Linked DNA regions of Homo sapiens: region 2 is linked to region 1. Evidence: read pairs that join two places in POLR2A ChIA-PET (ENCODE). Cell type or tissue: MCF 10A. All regions are shown on one strand. Each heading gives the region's core, and the rest is flanking DNA. Links, peaks and the distances in the headings are about the cores only. Region 1 has its middle 8.6 kb from the start of FOLR3. Region 2 holds the start of NUMA1 (nuclear mitotic apparatus protein 1).

Evidence for each region. ChIA-PET counts read pairs that join two places held together with the same protein. Peaks named below come from ENCODE experiments on the same cell type or tissue, not always from the same donor. Only the 100,000 strongest peaks of a DNase experiment are listed, where the experiment ranks them.
Region 2: POLR2A ChIA-PET joins it to region 1 with 11 read pairs; 7 of 35 experiments call an interaction of 5 or more read pairs at or near these places.

What each region holds. Positions count from the first base shown.
Region 1 is chr11:72,142,847-72,145,748 of GRCh38, forward strand. No RefSeq gene overlaps it. Among named protein-coding and RNA genes, the nearest start is that of FOLR3, 8.6 kb to the left of the region's middle. In MCF 10A, for the core only: a CTCF peak has its summit at 1,364 (motif pointing left); a DNase peak (open chromatin) is centred at 1,335.
Region 2 is chr11:72,079,301-72,082,202 of GRCh38, forward strand. It overlaps NUMA1 (nuclear mitotic apparatus protein 1), which reads right to left and starts at 1,242. Exons shown (of 27, transcript NM_006185.4): 1 at 1,158-1,242. It overlaps LRTOMT (leucine rich transmembrane and O-methyltransferase domain containing), which reads left to right and starts at 1,550. Exons shown (of 9, transcript NM_001145310.4): 1 at 1,550-1,585. It overlaps LRRC51 (leucine rich repeat containing 51), which reads left to right and starts at 1,550. Exons shown (of 6, transcript NM_145309.6): 1 at 1,550-1,585. RefSeq lists enhancers at 653-1,608, 1,328-1,597, 1,609-2,563. In MCF 10A, for the core only: no CTCF peak of the experiment used is centred there; a DNase peak (open chromatin) is centred at 1,401.

The DNA of each region.
Region 1 (2,902 bases), core at 320-2,819:
TTCAGAGCAGGGCTCTGAGACTCCACAAGTGGTGAGGACTTACCAGAGGAACTGAACTTGACCTCCAACCCAACCTTCCATTTGCTGGTATTATTCTGAAGCCCTCATGGCCCAGGGGCCTGCCTCAGGTAGCAGGTCTCACTCCTGCAGTGGAGGGGCCATAAAGTTCAGTTCATGATCAGCCCCCAAGCCAGGGGCAGCGGATGACAGGGCAGGAGTTCCATCTAGAGGAGCTCCTGTGTTCAGGCGTTCCTAGACACCTGCCTGCCCTTCTCCCATCAGCACTGGGGTATAAAGAAGGAAAGAGGCCTGAGGTTTCCAGAGGCCTCTACCTGCTGAGGTCTTAAGAGGACTCAACCCTCTGGGAAATACAAATAAAATCCTCAACCCTCCAAACAACTGAATGGACACCTCTTGGCCAAAGAGACCCCGGAAAAACTTTAAAATCCAAGTTTCCTGGCCGTGATGATAGGTCACTCACACCTCAGCACACCTGCTTCCTCACGAACCGTTACCAGGCTTCTTTCCCAAGAGCTAAACAGAAACCAGCCCTGAAAACCAAGAACAGGAGACTCCTTCACTGATTTCAATTTCAACCAATTCCGAGACTCCCTTCCCTTTCCTGATTTTGACATGACAGCTGATCAGCTTACAAAACATTCCTGGCTGATCAATGACTCTCAACCATGGACCAGTTCTGGCTGGTTTACAGAGGCAGCACACAAAGTGCTTTGGGTCCTGTGTTTCACATTTTGACATACAGAGCCTAATTCAACTGCATTTTAATGTCTCCACCCCGAAGTGAATATGGGACATATTTAACATGTTTTATTGGTACACATGTGTGCAACTCTCATGAATATTCATAAATCCTCTTAAAACTTATTAAATATATATGTTTAGCCAACTGATTTAGTGTAAAACCCCTGTCCCTTCAATTCCTAGCTTGTAGGTTGCAACCCATCAAAAGAAATAAAGCTCTCTTTTCCAAATGTAAAGATCTTATGATTTTAAGCCAATATAATTGAAGACAAGAGTAGGATCCATGGAGCAGCCCAGGTTCCCCCAGCCTAAGTGAATGCACAGGTGCCAGGTGGAGCCATTGACAGCTCATTTGTCTCCCTGACAGCTTTGGGAGGAAGGTGGGTAAGCTCTCCCCGATCTAAGATCTCTCACTTTTGAATTGAGATCTCGAGGACTTCATTTTTTTACCCTGATCCCCTCCATCCGGACCCTGCAAGTGCCATCTTTGTTGGTCCCAGGTTTCTAGATGGGGAGGTTGGGGGCAGTTAAGCCTGACTCATCCGGCGCATCAGCCCATCAGGTTTGGTGAGGATGCTTGCCCTCTAGTGGCACACGAAGGAATGTCTTATGCTTTTCTGGGGAATCTAGATTCTAAGGAGACAGTCCCAGACCAGCTGCCATCAGGAACATGCATGTTTCAGAATTATGAGAAAAAGTCTTGTGAATATTTTGGATCCTGGAAAAAAGCTAACCTGGAACAATATAAAGATTTATAGGCCAAAATGGAGAACTTTTGGCAGAATGTCTGACATGCCTAAATTAGTTTATTTGCATGCACAATAGGGTTCAGGACCTCTCAGAAGCAATGGGAGGTCTTTTTTTTTTTTTTTTTTTTGAGACAGAGTCTCACTCTGTCATGGGGAGTGGAGTGGAGTGGCACGAACATGGCTCACTGCAGCCTCGACCTCCCAGGCTCAATCATCCTCCCACCTCTGCCTCTCAAGTAGCTGGGATTATAGGCATGCACCACCACACCCCACTAATTTCTTTATTTTCAATTTTTAATTTTTTATAGACCATGCTGGTCTCAAATTCCTGGACTCAAGGAATCCTCCCACGGGAGACCATTTTTCAGTGTTATTATGAGAGCTCTAAACACAGTTGGGAGTCTCAGATAACCTCCTTAAATGAGACTAATTCAAAACTGAAGGAGTCTAATTCAAAACTTGACCAGCATATTCAAACCTATCTGCCACTATTGGACAGGTAGCTGAAGACACTGCAAAAAGCCTTATAGCCCAACAAATTGAATTCCCTGGCTCAAGTAGTAATAGATAATTTAATTGCTTCAGATTTTCTTTTACCCAAACAAGGAAGAGTCTGTGCAGTGGCCCATAACACCTGTTGCACTTACATCAACACTTCAGGTGAAGTAGAAACTCATATAGGGTTGGGCACAGTGGCTCACACCTATAATCCCAGCACTTTGGGAGGCTGGGGAGGGAGGATTGCTTGAGCTCAGGAGTTTGAGACCAGCCTGAGCAACATGGTGAAACCCTATCTCTACAAAAACTGCAAAAATTAACCAGGCATGGTGGCACATGCCTGTAATCCCAGCTATTTGGGAGGCTGAGGCAAGAGGATCACTTGGGCCTGGGAGGCATAGGTTGCAGTTAGCCTAGATCACGCAATTGCATTCCAAACTGATAAAGCAAGACTCTGTCTCAAAAAAAAAAAAAGAAGAAAAACTCATACAGAAAGAATTTCCAAACAAGCTAAATGATTACAAGAAATAAAACTACTGATCCTATCAATGATCTGTTCAGTTGGCTTTCTACCAAACAGAAATTCCTTTCAAGATGCTATTGAAGGCTGGGCGTGGCGGCTCATGCCTGTAATCCCAACACTCTGGGAGGCTGAGGCGGGTGGATCATCTGAGGTCAGGAGTTTGTGACCAGCTTGGCCAACATGGTGAAACCCCGTCTCTACTGAAAAATACAAAAAATTAGCTGGGTGTGGTGGCGACACCTGTAATCCCAGCTACTTGGGAGGCTGAGGCAGGAGAATCGCTTGAACCTGCTAGGCGGAGATTGCAGTGAACCGAGATCACGCCACTGCACTCCAGCCTGGGTGAGAGTGAGACTCCATCTCAAAAAAA
Region 2 (2,902 bases), core at 198-2,697, 64 kb before region 1:
GGGAAGCCGAGGCGGGCGGATCACGAGGTCAAGAGTTCAAGACCGGCCTGGCCAAGATGGTGAAACCCTGTGTCTACTAAAAATACAAAAGTTAGCCGGGTGTGGTAGCGGGCGCCTGTAATCCCAGCTACTCGGGAGGCTGAGGCAGGGAACTGTTTGAACCCGGGTGGCAGAGGTTGCAGTGAGCCGAGATCGCGCCACTGCACTCCGGCCTGGGCGATAGGGCGAGACTCCGTCTCAAAAAAAAAAAAAAATGACAAGTGCTAACTCAGAGGTAAGCAAAAGAGAGTACCCAGAGGCGGCAGCATCAACCCAGTGGGCTCCCGCCCACCCACAATCTTCACACAGTCACACCACTTATAGTCATAAATTTGTACTCTCCGAGGTGCGTGTATGAAACATGTTATCTGTGAGAGTCCATGGATGAAAAACAAAAACAAACAAAAATTAAAAAAAAAAAAAAAAAAGACTTAACCTGTTTTGACCAGGACAACCACCCCAGGAAGTAGGTAAGGCAGGTAAGGTCATTGTTTACATATATGAAAAGTGAGGCTCAAAATACACTGACCAGTCCAAGACAACGCGCGCCCCCACAAAGCACCTTCCCCGTCCCCATTTATGCCCAACCCATAAACCCAAAGTAGAGCCAACCTCGCACTGGCTACGTAACCCGGGCCAAGCTAAACATTATAAACCTCAGGCTCCCCATCTTTAAAGTATAACAGGTGGTTAGAAGATTAAAAAGATAAACATTTGGCAGGTCATTGTGGACGGTGTAGCTCAGAAAATGCTGACTACTGCACTACCATAACTACTGCTATTGTTAACGATAAAAGGCAAAGACTTTCCAGGACCCGACCCCTCGCTTACAAGCCTTTCGGGAACTTGCCCTATACCCCCGACCCCAGTCACCTTCAGATTTAATTCCACAGACACGCCCCCAAACAGACCCTCCCCTTTAAGGCACCCCCCCCCCCCCCGGCTCCTCCCTCTCAGGCGCCTCTCCTCACAAACCTTACCCCCATAGATTCTGCCCTTTCGGACTCGGTTATGGAGGAGGCCTTCCGCTCGCAGCGGCCTCTCCAGCACCCCTTTTAGGCCTGAGCACCCGCAGGGGTGCCCAGGCCGCACGCCAAACGCGGGCCCGCGCCGGTTACCTGGCTGCGCGCTCCCGCTCTGCCTCGCGATTCTCCGGAATCGTACCTCTTCGTGGGCTCGCGCCAGCGCTGTGAGCGCACAATTAGTTTAAACTATGGCCCCGCCCCCTCGCGCTGCCCTCTGATTGGCCTCTGTCGGCGGGGCCCGCTTAAGGACCCGGGAAAAGGAAGTTTGAGGGCCACTGGGAAAGAGAAGGGGTATCACCGCTTCCGGACCCCGGCCTGTACTTGAAGGCAAAGAGAACTACAAATCCCAGCGTCACCCGCGGCCTTGAAGCCCCGCCCCTGACAAACTGAAGGTCCCGGTAAGCATCGCGTCAGTACTTATGGCGCCTGCCGGGTTGTGGTGACGAAAGCAGTTGCCATGGAGTTGCTCTGAGTAACCCTGAGGCAGTGGGACGCCAAGACTGGAGAGGAAGCGACTGCGGGTGAGTCGGGCGGGAAAACAGGAAACCCGTTCTAGGGGACAAGAGATCTATGGAGAAGGGAGGGGCACTCACAGAACGACTAAGAACCTTCCTGCTCGGGGATCTGAGATTTCCCCCACCGACCCTCATCACCTTTCACAGCGAACAAGATACAACACTCACATGGGACAGACTGGGCGAGGGGGAGCAGAGGGAGGGATAGGCGTTGAGATATATATCCATACAGATTTGGGGATGCTTAAGAACCACCCCCAGGGCCGGGAGCGGTGGCTCACGCCTGTAATCCCAACACTGGGAGACCAAGGCGGGCGGACCACTTAAGGCCAGGAGTTCGAGACCAGCCTGAGAAACATGGCGAACCCTGTCTCTACCAAAAACATAAAAAAATTAGCCGGGCTTGGTGGCGCGCTCCAGTGGCCCCAGCTACTAGGGAGGCTGAGGTAGAAGGATCGCTTGAGCCCGGAGATTGAAGCTGCAGTGAGCCGTGATCACGCAACTACACTCCAGCCTGGGCTATAGAGCGATACCTCCATCTCAAAACAAAACAAAACGAAACAAAACAAAAACAAAACAAAACAACGAACCCCGCCCCCAACGCAAACATAAAGCTCCCAAAATCGGATGCTTCAAGTTCCAGGCATAACCTGGGAGATCAGAAACGCCCTCAGAAATGGGGTTGGTTTTCCTCTGAGGAACTGAGACCCTCTTCCAAGACATGCGGTTAGCATTAGATTGAGTAAATCGCAGTCGCTACCCTAATTCTAGAGATGTAGGAAACTTCCTGGGGCGTGAAGTGCCTCATTCCTTCTTCTTCCAAGGAGTAAAACCCCTTCTCAATCTGTCCCCAGATTCCCTTTTCTCCCCACACCTTCTCCGTGGTCCGCTACTCAAAGCTCTACAGTTAGAGCTTCATTTTTTTTAGTACTCACGACAGATCTATTACATTTAGTAACCTACCCAGTGCTTTCACAGTCTCTCTTTTGATACTCTTAACAGCTCTGTGAGTCAAGGATATTTATCTTCATTTCACAGATTGGAAAACTGAAACCCAGAGAAAAGGGACTTGCCCAAGGCCACACACCAAATTAGTGACAGAGCTAGAACTAGACTCCAGTTCTCCGACTTCCAGCTAAGTCTCTTTAGCTTCAGCCTACTGCCTCTATAGCGGAAGGACTTGTTCCAAGGAACAAGTTAAACTGCCCCAGGGAAAAGGAACCTGTGTGGCCTACTTTGTATTATTTACACTTCAGCTGGAATGAATTTCAGATCCTCCCCTGAAACTTTTAATGGGGAAAAGGAACTAGAGAGACTAAGACA